Regions from separate parts of the Homo sapiens genome. Here regions 1, 3 and 4 are each linked to region 2. The links are chromatin contacts, found by Hi-C or POLR2A ChIA-PET in ENCODE. All regions are on one chromosome and are shown on one strand. The core of a region is the stretch at or near the end of the contact, and the rest is flanking DNA. Distances in the headings are between cores, read along the strand shown. Region 1 holds the start of SCAMP1-AS1 (SCAMP1 antisense RNA 1). Region 2 holds the start of DHFR (dihydrofolate reductase). Region 3 holds the start of TBCA (tubulin folding cofactor A). Region 4 holds the start of XRCC4 (X-ray repair cross complementing 4).

The links. A loop is a pair of places that touch in the nucleus more often than their neighbours do. ChIA-PET counts read pairs that join two places held with the same protein, here RNA polymerase II (POLR2A). Pooled maps may share reads with other maps.
Region 1: a map of CD8-positive, alpha-beta T cell shows a loop between it and region 2 (11-fold over the local background). The contact joins the promoter of SCAMP1-AS1 here to the promoter of DHFR in region 2. A Hi-C loop is called at or near these places in 1 of 168 maps with a recorded cell type or tissue (CD8-positive, alpha-beta T cell) and 6 of 50 pooled maps. POLR2A ChIA-PET finds 5 or more read pairs at or near these places in 1 of 52 experiments (activated naive CD4-positive, alpha-beta T cell).
Region 3: a loop to region 2 is called in a map of CD8-positive, alpha-beta T cell, with 13 times the contacts of the local background. The contact joins the promoter of TBCA here to the promoter of DHFR in region 2. A Hi-C loop is called at or near these places in 4 of 168 maps with a recorded cell type or tissue (CD4-positive, alpha-beta T cell, CD4-positive, alpha-beta memory T cell, CD8-positive, alpha-beta T cell and 1 more) and 8 of 50 pooled maps.
Region 4: a loop to region 2 is called in a map of CD8-positive, alpha-beta T cell, with 33 times the contacts of the local background. The contact joins the promoter of XRCC4 here to the promoter of DHFR in region 2. A Hi-C loop is called at or near these places in 4 of 168 maps with a recorded cell type or tissue (B cell, CD4-positive, alpha-beta T cell and CD8-positive, alpha-beta T cell) and 12 of 50 pooled maps. POLR2A ChIA-PET finds 5 or more read pairs at or near these places in 1 of 52 experiments (CD4-positive, alpha-beta T cell).

The regions. Positions count from the first base shown.
Region 1 is chr5:78,358,627-78,362,051 of GRCh38, reverse strand. It overlaps SCAMP1-AS1 (SCAMP1 antisense RNA 1), which reads left to right and starts at 1,511. Exons shown (of 2, transcript NR_105014.1): 1 at 1,511-1,838; 2 at 2,067-3,288. It overlaps SCAMP1 (secretory carrier membrane protein 1), which reads right to left and starts at 1,435. Exons shown (of 9, transcript NM_004866.6): 1 at 1,324-1,435. The coding sequence starts at 1,380. RefSeq lists enhancers at 676-795, 1,190-1,786, 1,706-1,865, 1,896-1,985, 1,787-2,383 and silencers at 886-1,005, 1,436-1,525.
Region 2 is chr5:80,653,446-80,656,602 of GRCh38, reverse strand. DHFR (dihydrofolate reductase) reads left to right here and starts at 1,620. Exons shown (of 6, transcript NM_000791.4): 1 at 1,620-2,199; 2 at 2,546-2,595. The coding sequence starts at 2,114. It overlaps MSH3 (mutS homolog 3), which reads right to left and starts at 1,951. Exons shown (of 24, transcript NM_002439.5): 1 at 1,639-1,951; 2 at 72-192. The coding sequence starts at 1,875. RefSeq lists an enhancer at 1,330-2,098 and a silencer at 1,516-2,125.
Region 3 is chr5:77,774,537-77,777,712 of GRCh38, reverse strand. It overlaps TBCA (tubulin folding cofactor A), which reads left to right and starts at 1,374. Exons shown (of 4, transcript NM_004607.3): 1 at 1,374-1,508. The coding sequence starts at 1,456. RefSeq lists silencers at 1,228-1,487, 1,608-1,777 and an enhancer at 2,795-3,176.
Region 4 is chr5:83,076,005-83,079,516 of GRCh38, reverse strand. XRCC4 (X-ray repair cross complementing 4) reads right to left here and starts at 1,970. Exons shown (of 8, transcript NM_003401.5): 1 at 1,902-1,970. It overlaps TMEM167A (transmembrane protein 167A), which reads left to right and starts at 2,123. Exons shown (of 4, transcript NM_174909.5): 1 at 2,123-2,196. The coding sequence starts at 2,194. RefSeq lists enhancers at 1,076-2,041, 2,116-2,385, 2,042-3,007 and a silencer at 1,966-2,055.

The DNA of each region.
Region 1 (3,425 bases), core at 262-2,761, 2.3 Mb after region 2:
GGCCAGTTGTACTGAATTTTAAGTGACATTAGGGACAATGAAACAGTGACTGAGTCTAATTCTACACTGCTACAAAGTGAGTCGAGTTGTCAATAATAATCAGGGTCATTTCATTAAAATAATCCTCCTTGGAATTATCAGGCATTTAATAATCAGAGCAGAAATAGTTTTCCTCTTCCAGGATTCTTAATGAAAGATAAAACCAGGAGTAAAAAGATGTAAACTCAACAAGCCAGAAGTGACACTTGTGTGACCACAAATTAGAGTTCCTGTTTTATTCTGTGTGACTGCAAATTAAAGTTACTACTGCACATGGCCGGGGGGATTGAGAAACAACTTCAACCAACAGTTGGAAACAAATTACACGTGCTAACAGTTACACTCATTAGGAAATTCAGAATACTTTCAAAGAGAGAGTTATTTAGATGTTGCATTCATTTAAACGCAGACGATGAATATCTCAGCCGCCTTCCTTTGCAGGATTCTGTGCCAAGCCCTTCCGAAGCCGGGGTTGATAAGGTCGACTCCAAGAAGAAAAGCAGCTCAAGTAGGAAATGGTATCCTCACATAGCCCAGAGAACCGGTGACGCACTAGGAGCTTGGAAAATATCCCATCGTTTACCTTGCTAGAAGCAGCTGGGTAGGGAAGAGGTCGTCCACGTGCACTATTGTTTTCCAGATATGTTTATTTTTAAGTTTTGCTTTGGTATCAATAACCTCAACCTCAACCTAACAGAAAGAGGGGGGATGGCAGCGCCACTGGTGGTATTTGGGTGCAACACAAGTTTAAAAAATAAAAACATAACCTTTTTTTTTTTAATTGCAGCATACTCGGTGCCCTCACCTCTCTCCTCCTCCACACCTCTGCCATCACCCCACGCAGCTCTCCGCCGCCGCCACCTCGGGTCCCCATGACAACCCCACCCCAGGGCGGGCCCCCCTCCGCCGACTCCCGGCCCTGCCAGCCACACTTGCTTGGCAAGGGGCGACTCTACCTGCCCTCGGCTTTCTCTCCTGAGAGGCGGGCCAGGACCCCTCCGGGCGCGCGGGCCCAGTCCCGGCTGCAGACACGACCCTCACCAGTCGGGGACGTGTGGAAGGGCGACCGGGCACGAGCTGAGGAGGTTCCACCCCCAAGCCCCAAAACCCAAAGGAGTGACACGGGGCCGGGGCGCGACCCCAAATGGAGGACGGCGGCCCCGCGCCCCTCTCTGGGCTGCTAAGGGGAGCCGAGGGGCAGACGCAGTGGGCGCGAAGGAACTCGTCCGTTTTCACAAACAACGACGCGTCGCGGCGGCAGGAGATGCTGGGGCCGAAGCTCACCTTGAAGGGATTGTTGAGATCCGGGTCGGCAAACGGGTTACTGTCGAAATCCGACATCTCTCTGGCTCTCGGCGTCACCCACCCGACCCAGGCGCAGAGAGAGAGACGAGGCGAGGCCGCCGCCCCCCTGCGCGCTCACGTCGCCGCCGCCGAGCAGATCCGGGTGCAGCTCGCGGGCCACCCAGCCGGCCGCGCCACTGAGCATGCCCGGTGCGGCGGGCTCCTGGCCGCGGCGCAGCTCGCGTTCGCCATCCCGTTCCTCCGGGCCCGGATCCCACGCTCCGGGCTTTAGCTGCGACCGAGTAGGCAGTCGGGGCGAAGGAAACGGGAACTGAAAGCGATGAAAAGCGTTCCACACGCCACGAGCCCGCGGGATCCTCGGAGAGTATGGAACCCTTCCCCTCCGCTCTCAGCCGGAGGCCAGCTGCGTCCAGCCGGGCTCGGTCTTCTGAACACCGATTTCAAATCAGGTCCTCGGGGCCCAGCGTCACTTAGGGAAGTGGTGGCATTTTGTGGTAAGGACGCACACTTGTCAGGTTGGGGGAGGCAGCCTGAGTCGTGGGCCGCGCACCCCGGGAGCAGTGCCGTTAGACCGTGGGACGCGGGCACTGGAGAGGCTACTGCACCGCCCTCCGCAAATTACCTCCCCGGGGCGGGGGCGCGGCCGCTGCTAAGGATTTTTGCATACCCCTGACCCCACCTGAGAATCCCGGCCTCCCATCTTCCGGTCTCTCTGACTCTAGGTTGCTGCTAAATCACGGAGAGCAGCCTTGGCGCTGCCGGTCCCAACTTGATCCAAGGAGCCTTGAGAAGGAGATGAGATTCAGTACCAGGGGCCGGCCGTGGCTCCCATCCTCCGGAATCTGCAAAATGGCTACTTCTTCAGAAATAATGGGGAGAGGGATGGCAAGAGGCCAGAGATCAAGGCCCTCGAGTATTAACTTGAGCATTTGGGCACAAAATAGACACTTTTGGATTTTCCCGTCTTTTCCAACACCAAGGATGAGATTATCAAAAGATGTGTTAAATTAATTTGTACCGGCCGGGCGCGGTGGCTTACGCCTGTAATCCCAACACTTTGGGAGGCCGAGGCGGGCGAATCACAAGGTCATGAGTTCGAAACCAGCCTGGCCAATATGGTGAAACCCCCGTCTCTACTAAAAATACAGAAATTAGCCGGGAGTGGTGGCGTACGCCTGTAGTCCCAGCTACTCTGGAGGCTAAGGCAGGAGAATCGCTTGAATCCGGGAGGTGGAGGTCGCAGTGAGCCGAGACCGGGCCACTGCACTCCAGCCTGGGAGACAGAGCGAGACTCTGTCTCAAGAAAAAAAAAAAATCAATTTGTACCATTCCTTGCCCCACCCTGCCGAACTTATTGAAAGAGCATCGCTTTCCTCACTTTTCTCCTCTAACAGAAAAGCACTTAGATGAAGCTACAGGGAGCCAGAATTCTTTTGACTTGGTGGGTACCGGAGGATTGGAAGAATCTAGATTGAGTATTCCTTGGCCTTTGGGGAGCTTGCTCTATGCAAAGTCACCCAGGAAATGATACTCCCCCCACTGTGAAACACTAGCTAGAGATGATAGACAAAAAGCACATTTGTTGTAATCTCCCTTTGACGGGATTCAGGTTGGGATAGATGTCGAAGCAGCTGCTTCTAGGTAGTCAACGAAGATGTCAACTAGTAAATGACAACAGACAAGGATGAGCACAGCAGAGCTGTACGATTCTAGATATCAAAAAGAGCAAGCAGTCTGTTGTACTCACCATCGCATCCTCAGCAGCTGCCCAGTGCCCGGTTTTAACTTAGTGCTCAGTGTATGTGTCAGGTTTGAATCCCAATTCTGATACTACCTGTGCTACTCTCTTCACCTCTCTGAGTCTGTAAAGGATTATTTAAGAATTAAATGAAACAACATACAGAAAAGTGTCCTGCATGTATATTTAGTGCCTAACAAATATTGGTTGAACGTCGAAAGTGGCAAGGAGGCTCAGTATGTTCTTATACGCTTTGCCTCCCTTCTCCTGAGCAAGCATGTCCTTGCCCAGCTCATCTGCTTCTCTCACCACTTTTGCCCTCACTCCCTCCACCTGTCCTCCA
Region 2 (3,157 bases), core at 371-2,870:
TTCTGCCCTCTGGAGAATTCCAGAATACCAGAGCCATGACTGAGGAGAAAAAAGAATCCCCCACAACTCACCAGAGTTGCCAGACATTCCCAGATCACTTCCTCCTTCCTTTTGTTGGACTTTCTTTACTTTCTTTTTAACAGGCCCATCATTTTCCAATGGTCTCTTCTTTCTTCTGTCAATTTCTGTAGCCTATATCGGGAAGGTTAGAAAATGATGTGTTATCTCTACTCTGAGAAGGCCTGACGTATGTGAAGCAATTTAAACCTTACAACTGAATGACAAGGTTCCTTGCCATCCACTCTTCAAAGAATCCTCTACTTTTAGCTCTGGAAAACCCTATGGGTGAACTGTTTTTAACACCATAAAAGACAAGGTAGAGTCTGATAGTCAGGAGCCTCAGCAACTCAAGCCGTGTTTAGAATTAATTGAAACCAAGGCTGCTACCGGTCTTGATTCAATGAGCCTTCAGCTTTCTCTAATTATAAAACTTGAATCACCCTACTTACATATGCTAAATAAAATACCTCTAAGAAATAAACAGTTATGTAGCAAAGGCACAGAGGGGAAAAGATAGGTAATAAAAGAACAGTATCATTTTTGACATGTTCACTGCAATTTAAGTGTTTCCTGTTTAAAAGGTTTATGTTCATCACTAAAGATGTGACAAGATTATGAATTTTTTCTTGGCAGAAAACTTGCCAAAAGCATACATAAGTCCTTCACCAGCTACCCTTTAAATGGTGGGTGCAAAATTTTGGTGAATTCATGAAAACGTAGCTCGTCCTCAAAAAAAACAGAAGAGGAGTAATCATTTTAAGGGAGAAATATATACGAAAGGAACAAGATTTTGAAGCACCCAAGCTGCCACCTACATTAAAACACGGTAGGTGGCTAAACACCAGTCTTCAATGCCCTTCCACAGCCTCAATCTGAAAAATACTGTGCAGGTGACCCAAGTGAGGGGTCACCCTTGGGCTTTTCCTGTGGCAGTATCTCTGGTTTAAAAACAAACAAACGTACTTATTGCGTTGAAGGATGGCAACAGGAAGGACTCCATGATTAGTCACATCTATACCATCCTAAGAAACTTTATCCACCCAAACTGTATTTCAGACTTTATAATCTAAACTACAAAAAGAGTTCACTGGGGAACTGCACAATATGACTGCTTTTAACCGTAGTGATTTCAAATATTGAGCCATGCTGTTGCAGTCTTAAAAACTGGAGACCTAAGGGCAGCTTTCTTCTAGTCACCCAATCCAGCACTTTTTTAAAAAATCAGTAAAACTCTTCGACCACCAAGGAAAAAAAAAAAGGATGGAGGTTAAAAGACGCACCCCTTGCCCACAAGCCCCCTCATCAGAATGGGAGTCAGGAGACCTGAGTTCCTGTCTCAGGCCTGCCATTAAAAACCTGCATAACCTTTGCCTATCTCCTCAAACGGAAGTACTAAAACCTCAGCGCTTCACCCAATTTGTAGCCCCGGCTGGGCTCTTCCCACCTTCCCCTTCTTCAGCCCGCCCCTTCCTCCTCCAGCCCTATCATCGGGCGGAGGGTCCCCGCCTCCGCCCGCCTTACCCACAAGCCCCGCCCCCCCAGCCCCGATGGCCCTGCCCAGTCCCAGACAGAACCTACTATGTGCGGCGGCAGCTGGGGCGGGAAGGCGGGAGCTGGGGGCGCTGGGGGCGCTGCGGCCGCTGCGGCCGCTGCAGCCGCTGCAGCGCCAGGGTCCACCTGGTCGGCTGCACCTGTGGAGGAGGAGGTGGATTTCAGGCTTCCCGTAGACTGGAAGAATCGGCTCAAAACCGCTTGCCTCGCAGGGGCTGAGCTGGAGGCAGCGAGGCCGCCCGACGCAGGCTTCCGGCGAGACATGGCAGGGCAAGGATGGCAGCCCGGCGGCAGGGCCTGGCGAGGAGCGCGAGCCCGCGGCCGCAGTTCCCAGGCGTCTGCGGGCGCGAGCACGCCGCGACCCTGCGTGCGCCGGGGCGGGGGGGCGGGGCCTCGCCTGCACAAATGGGGACGAGGGGGGCGGGGCGGCCACAATTTCGCGCCAAACTTGACCGCGCGTTCTGCTGTAACGAGCGGGCTCGGAGGTCCTCCCGCTGCTGTCATGGTTGGTTCGCTAAACTGCATCGTCGCTGTGTCCCAGAACATGGGCATCGGCAAGAACGGGGACCTGCCCTGGCCACCGCTCAGGTATCTGCCGGGCCGGGGCGATGGGACCCAAACGGGCGCAGGCTGCCCACGGTCGGGGTGGCCGACTCCCGGCGAGAGGATGGGGCCAGACTTGCGGTCTGCGCTGGCAGGAAGGGTGGGCCCGACTGGATTCCCCTTTTCTGCTGCGCGGGAGGCCCAGTTGCTGATTTCTGCCCGGATTCTGCTGCCCGGTGAGGTCTTTGCCCTGCGGCGCCCTCGCCCAGGGCAAAGTCCCAGCCCTGGAGAAAACACCTCACCCCTACCCACAGCGCTCCGTTTGTCAGGTGCCTTAGAGCTCGAGCCCAAGGGATAATGTTTCGAGTAACGCTGTTTCTCTAACTTGTAGGAATGAATTCAGATATTTCCAGAGAATGACCACAACCTCTTCAGTAGAAGGTAATGTGGGATTAAGTAGGGTCTTGCTTGATGAAGTTTACCAGTGCAAATGTTAGTTAAATGGAAAGTTTTCCGTGTTAATCTGGGACCTTTTCTCTTATTATGGATCTGTATGATCTGTATGCAGTTCCCAAGGTTCATTTACCATTATTAAAAAATTTTTGTCTTAGAAATTTTATGTATGTCAACGCACGAGCAAATTATCAGGCATGGGGCAGAATTGGCAGCTGGGTGGAGGCTTCGGTGGAGGTGAGCACTCCGAAAGGAAAACAGAGTAGGCCTTTGGAACAGCTGCTGGAAGAGATAAGGCCTGAACAAGGGCAGTGGAGAAGAGAGGGTAAAAATTTTTTAAGGTTACATGACCCTGGATTTTGGAGATCTCGAATTTAAAGGTGATGCACCAGGGATGAACGCTCAGATTTTCAGTTTGAAAGCTGGCGTGACATGTAAAGGAGTGGAGAATAATGTACCATTGTAATGATGAGGCGCCTCTAGGACATCTAGGATAATTTCAGGCGTGGGGATCTAGGTGAATTGAACTGTTGGAGGGAAGGGAATAACC
Region 3 (3,176 bases), core at 125-2,624, 2.9 Mb after region 2:
ATAGTAGACTTTGCTCAGTTTTGATCCTGGATTTAAAGTAACGGCCTTGGGCTGGCGGGATAGAAGGGGATTCCAGGACCAGTCATGAAAGTGAGAATGAGTAAGTCAGGCTAGGGAAGGAAAAAGACAGTCATATGGGTGTCTTTGAAGGATGGTACCAAGAAATTTTAAAAAGGGGGTGGGCTCGGTGGCTCATGACTGTAATCCCAGCACTTTTGGAGGGTGAGGTGGGCCTCACCTGAGGTCAGGAGTTCTAGCCAGCCTGGCCAACGTGGTGAAACCCCGTTTCTACTAAAAATACAAAAAAAAAAAAAAAAAAAAATTAGCCAGGCATAGTGGAACGCGCCTATAATTCCAGCTACTCTAGGGGCTGAGGCAGGAGAATCACTTGAACCCAGGAGGCGGAGGTTGCAGTGAGCCGAGATCAAGCCACTGCACGACAGAGTGAGAATCTGTCTCAAAAAAAAAAAAAAGAAAAAGAAAAAGAAAAGCAATTTTAAAAAGGGCGATTCTGCCCTGTATTCCTCAGGAGATTCTCTTAGGAAGGGACTGCTAGAGCTCACTGTAGATGTGCCTCATTTTATGCAACAAATATATTTTTGAACATATAAAATAGTCAAATGTTGTTCAGCATCTACCATGCGTCAGACAATGAGCTAGGTGTTTTAACCCTTATACCTAATCTGTAAAATGGACATTATTATTTCCATTTTGCAGACTGATCAGCTGCAAGGCTAAACAGCATACGTATCAGTGTTGTCTAGCTAATAGTCTAGCTATTAAAGGGTGGAACCTCGATTGTAAGCCGGTTTGTCTGATTAGGAAGCCCAAGGTTTTGTGTGCGACACACATTCTTGTAAGTTAAATATTTAGGATACACTATAAGTGATCATCTGAAGAAGTTCTGTTAGTCATTTCCTTTGAAAGGCACGTTATCTACAAACCTTCTTGCAGGGATTTGAGGTAAAGGGCAAGGATTTTCTTGACTGCGTGCATGATGGCAGTTTGTTTCACTACACATGCATCACTCTGCCTCATCTGACACCAGATAACGACATCGAAAATACCCTTAATACATTTTTTAGGTCACTCCGTCCATTAAGCAGATAATCCCGCAAAGCAACGTCCCAGAGAGACGTTAGTTTCCCCAAAGGCCCAGGCTGTGGAGACCGGGATAGTGTAACTTGCGCCTGAAGTAAAAAGAGGGGCAGTCCGAGAGAGAGGAGGAGGGCACGTTTCACTACGGGTAAAGGGGCGCACGAGGGGTAAAGGGACTGGCGGGAGCAGGGTACCGCCCTCTAGTAAACCCGCCCCGCGGGGCGTGGCGGGGACGACGGGCCGCGCAGCCTGCGCATGCGCGCCGGCGACCACGCCTAAATAGCCGCAGCCTCTGCGCGTCGCCCTCCACGGTTACCCCGGCTCTCCGCCCCTCCTTCTCGCGGCGCTCGAGGGACCATGGCCGATCCTCGCGTGAGACAGATCAAGATCAAGACCGGCGTGGTGAAGCGGTAAGGAGCCGGGAGCGGCGCCCTGCACCTCCTCTTCGTCACCTCATGGCGGCCCGCGAGGCTGAGCGGAGCGCAGGCCCGAGGAGGCCCGAGGCGGGCTCCGAACTCCAGGCCGCACCCGGGGCTCCGCAGTTGGCTGGGACTGGCAGGGACCCAGCGGGGCGCGCTGACGCCCGAGCCCGCCAGCCTCGCACGCCGCTTCCCGTCCCTCTCCGCTCACTGGCCGCTCTGATTTGCCGGAAGAGTCGGCGGTGGCCCGGTTTCTCGGCGCCCGCGGTGGGAAGGTGGTGGGCCGCGGCCTGCGAGGGCGGGCCGGGCCCTGATCCCGTGCCTCCTGTGTGCGCGCGCCGGCCTCTCCTTGCTGAACTTGGCCCGGGGAAGCGGGATCCCAGCTGTGCTCTCAAATGGGCTTGAAAGCAGGCTCTGAAGTTTAGGGGGATGCGGAGGATCTGGGCCTCGTCAAAAAAGACCGTAGTGGAGCCGTGTGACCTAACATGGCTGGCGTGACTGGCAGGCTTTGAGAACTGGGCCTGAACTTCTAGCACACTCAGCAAACTTATGTGGCCTCACTTTCTCCAGTCAGATTCCCCGAAGCTCGCCCCAGAGGCTGTGAGATGCTGTTTAAATAACTTGTGAACCAGAAGTATCTGAGACAGGTCTTAATTTGGAATGTTTATTTTGCCAAGGACGTGCCCATGACACAGCCTCAGGAGGTCCTGATGACATGTGCCCAAGGCGGTTGGGGCACAGCTTGGTGTAATACGTTTTAGGGAGACCTCAGATATTAGTCAATGGGTAAGGTGTACCTTGGTTCCCTCCAGAAAGGCAGGACAACTAGAAGGTTGGGGGGCATCCAGGTCATAGATAAGAGACAAATGGTTGCATTCTTTTGAGTCTTTGATCAGCTTTTCACTTAATACACAATTTACATGTGAGAGAGGGATAGAAGAATAGTCACTTATGCCTTAGTCGGCTAAATGAATCTGCGATTTTACATACACAGTAGGGCAGAGGAAGCAGTCAGTTACGCATTTGTCTCAGGTGGGTAGAGGGGTGACTTTGAGTTCTGTTCTTTGTCCCATACCTGTGAAGATAAGCTATCAATTTACATTGCCAGGGTGAAATACAACAGAACTGTTTTAGAGTGAAGGTCTTGAGGCCCACAAGGAATTTCCTTGGGGGCAAATTGTCAGGGAGGTATGTAGCTTTTTTTTTTTTTTTTTTAATCTTTGTAGCTATCTTATTCAGGAATAAAATGAGAGGCAGGTTTGCTCGATGCAATTCCCAGCTTGACTTTTCTTTTTGGCTTAGTGATTTTGGGGTCCTGAGATTTATTTTTCCTTTCACAAACTCATGGGTAGTGCAGTCCTGTAATTTGCTTAAATTCCTGTAAACCAAGAAAGTACCTGAGACAGGTCTCAATCAGTTTAGAAGTTTATTTTGCCAAGGTTAAGGATATGCCTGTGACAGCCTCAGGAAGTCCTGATGACATGTGCCCGAGGTGGTCAGGCTACAGCTTGGTTTTATACATTTTAGGGAGACAGAAGACATCAATCAATACATGTACGATGTACATTGGTTTGATCTGGAAAGGCAGGACAACCCAAAGCGGGCTGGGGACAGTTCCAAGTTATAGGAGGTTTTCCAATTGGCAGTTCGTTGAAAGAG
Region 4 (3,512 bases), core at 721-3,220, 2.4 Mb before region 2:
AAAGGAATAACACAGACAGATTTTATTTCTAGTAAGGAAAGGATCCAAGATGGTTTTAAATGAGGATTCACTGCAAAGCTGCCAGAAAGATTTTAGAAATTGTGATATAATCTGAAAACCAAAAAGTAGGGGGTTTATGTAAGACAATGGAGCTAAACTACCACCTCCCAAAAAAAACTCACCACGTCAGATTAACTTTGATGTTTTACATAAATGCAATAAACATTATACATATTTGTTCAGCCTCATTTATTGGCATATGTGTTTCTCTATAGATAACTTAAAAACTGGCAATGCCGTTCTTTACTGTTTTGAAGCTCAGGTACATAAGAAGTCATAGCCTAAAATTAATTAAAATATATAGATATAGCAAATCAATTGTGATCTCTAACAAGTTAAGCTTTCTGATGCTTTTCACAGGTAGCCTGAAGCAGAGCTTCATACAGAAGTATTACCTTTATATGTAACAAAGATCAAGACAATCTTCACATGAAACCAAGGGCAGTTATGTCTACAGACACATTTACTGCCCTAAAAGCCAAGCTCGATAAATTGCACAACATAATTTCCATAACTAAACCAGGTTTGTTTAATTTGAATGGCAAGACCTAAAAGGTATAATATAAAGGAATTACAAGACAGAACATTAAAAGACTTTTTTTATCCTTAGGTGGAGAGTACTGTATCTTTTAAATACCTTTCTTATTCCCCTCTCCCCCAACCTTATTAAATTCCTTAAAGGAACAGACCATCTTTGTTCCTATGCTGCAATCTGAAGATCCATGAATAAAGCAGGCACCCAGTAAATACTTGCTAATTTGTGTATTTGACCAACTCTTGACAATTCAATATAACAGACTCAAATATCAAGTTAGTTATAGTTTAAAACAAAACCTTTGTGTGCCCTAGTGAACAATGTAAACACAAATAGCAGAATCCCAAATCTTCTAATCATTGTGTTGCCCTAAATACAAAAGGGTCTCATAGGCCGAATACAGTTCATAAACCAAAATCTCACGTGAGTTACCTTCTCTCTTTCTCTCTATCCACCTTCTAAGTCCATAAAAAATTGAAAACATTCTGAAAAGAACTCTCTCCTGCCTGAGAAAAAATACACCACACATTTAGAACCAAAAGCTTGCCATAAGGGGGCAAAGAGTGAAAAACTCTCATTTCTAATACTTTATTAGAATTCCAAGAACTACGCAAATTCAAACATGTCAAAGCGCCTGTTTCTCCATCGATAAAATGCAGAAAGAAAAACGTGTGTGTGTAGTAGAACCTCACCTAATGGGATAATTAAAATCAGAAAAAGCTAAATACTACTACTGATTAAAAGTTGCCTTGTCATTTGTCTTGCCAGTTGATCTCTTTAAAGTACCTAATCAATCGCTGCAGTCCGCAAACGGCAGTTCCTTCCCATTGGTTACCACAGAAAGTTCTTTCCTGACCTCAAATTGCCTAGTACGTTTCAGCCTCGATGCCTGGTTGGAACCCACAGTTTACCAATATCTGGGGATTGAAAGGACAGGCCAGTGCTGGGGAAATGCTCAAACAGCCTACTCAACACTACCCTCTGGATTCAACCGTCCTCCCAATCCCACAACCAACACAGAGCATTTCAAAAGTGCTTCGCATTCCCAAGAATCCCTCAGATGCAAACGGAGAAACTGAAAAGGGGGTGAACAGGTCGCACCCTGAGGATAATGCCGAGAACCCTAGCATCCCCAAAAGCCCACAAGAGGAAGTCGCGGGAGCTCACAAATTGAGGGGGATTCTCGCATTGTGGAGTTCTAGGGGTAAGTAGCAGGGAACTTTTTTAAAAAGAAAGCAAAAAGATAAAAAGAACAGAACCTCAGATTTTTGTTATTTAAAGAGGCAGCCCCACTTCCGGATCCTACCTCTCCGTGACTCTACTTCCGGTATCTTCCAAAACGCCCGCTTTCACAGATCAAGGTTTTGCAACCAATGAGAGTATCAGCTACTTCCGCCGGCCTGCGGGACGTGATCTAAATCCCGCCTTTTCCGGTGGAGAGGAGCCTATCCTAGTGTCTTAACCGCCCGTCTTGGTAGGCGGTGCCGTGACAAGCCCAACCGGACGGCTGGAGAGGGCGAGAAGGGCAGACGGGACATGCAGCCTCTTCCGCCTGAGCCCCGGAAGGGTGATGTGGCTGCGGCATCGCCGGCCTCGCTATGGTAAGAAGTGGGGCTCCCAGGTCGCGGTTGATCTTCGAGAAGGGGTTGTGGATCTAGACTAGGGCTGGAGTTTGTGCGGCAGCCCGGGGTGTGTGGGCCCGGAGCTGAGAGGCCTTGGAGCCATGTGGTCCCTCCACGGCCAACCAGAGAGAATCAGGACGGACTGTCCGAGGAAGACTGCTGGGTCGGCAGCCCGCCCCTCATGCAAAGTCCGCTTTCCTACTTTGTTTAGGAAAAAAAAATGCGTTGGTGTGTTTTAACACGTTGGCTACGTAGATTATGTGTGGTCATTGACCCTTTGAAGCATTAGCGCTTCTCGAGTTTCCGCTTGTTTTGTTGCAACTCCTTATCTCGCCCTAGGGGCTTTACTCTGGTGTTATTGTTTGATTTTTGGGGGGAGTTTCTTTTGGCACCAAACTCCATACCTTCATTTTCATCTGTTTAGTCAGTAGCCTCTCAAGACCCTTCCACCTTCTTCTCTTAACTTTGAAAATGCTGCTTTACAAGCTATAGGTTTTAATAGTTAAGAGTTCTCTGCAAAGGTGGATTGCCCTTCTAGGAGCTTAATGTACTTATTGGAGTGGTGTCTAGCCTCAGGCCTTCCTCCTCTTTTACCTCCAGGTCCATGTGCCAAATGTTATGTATATTTCTGGACAAAGGATGCATGCCTGCAAATAGACCCAAAAACAACTATGACTCCAAAAAGCTTGAGTCTCCATGGTGAAAAATTATGAGCCTATGTTCACAGAAGTTGCTGCAGAATCCCATATAGCAATAATTCATTTTCTTCTCTGGACGAATTTACCACCTGGTGGGAAGATGGCAGTTGAGACTAGGAAGACTGCCACTCTTAATTCTTATACATCTTTCTAGAAACTGAAGTTGAATTCTTCTACTCGTAGTGCAAGTCAAAGATAACTCTTTTTATTATCTCACTGTCAGACTAGCTAAAAATAAGATGCATATACTGTGCTTAAGATCAACAGTATATAAACTATCTTGTCATGCTTGTTTTTCCAAAAGTAGCAAATGCTTTCATTTATTATCACGTCCTATGTACCAGGCTCTTTTCAAAAAATCAGTTTATAAGCATGGAAATATCAAGTTCACAGCAACTTCTGAATAGATGTTTACAAGTGAAAGAAGTGAAACATGAAGAGACTGACTTGCCTCGGATCACACCTAGTAGATTGTAAAGCCAGTACTCAAACTTATTTTAATGTCCAGGTCCCCGAAATCTTCATGCTGTTATCGATAGAAACACAACATAACTAAGGATGAAATAAGACTTAGTGATTTGTTTCTTATAAATATAA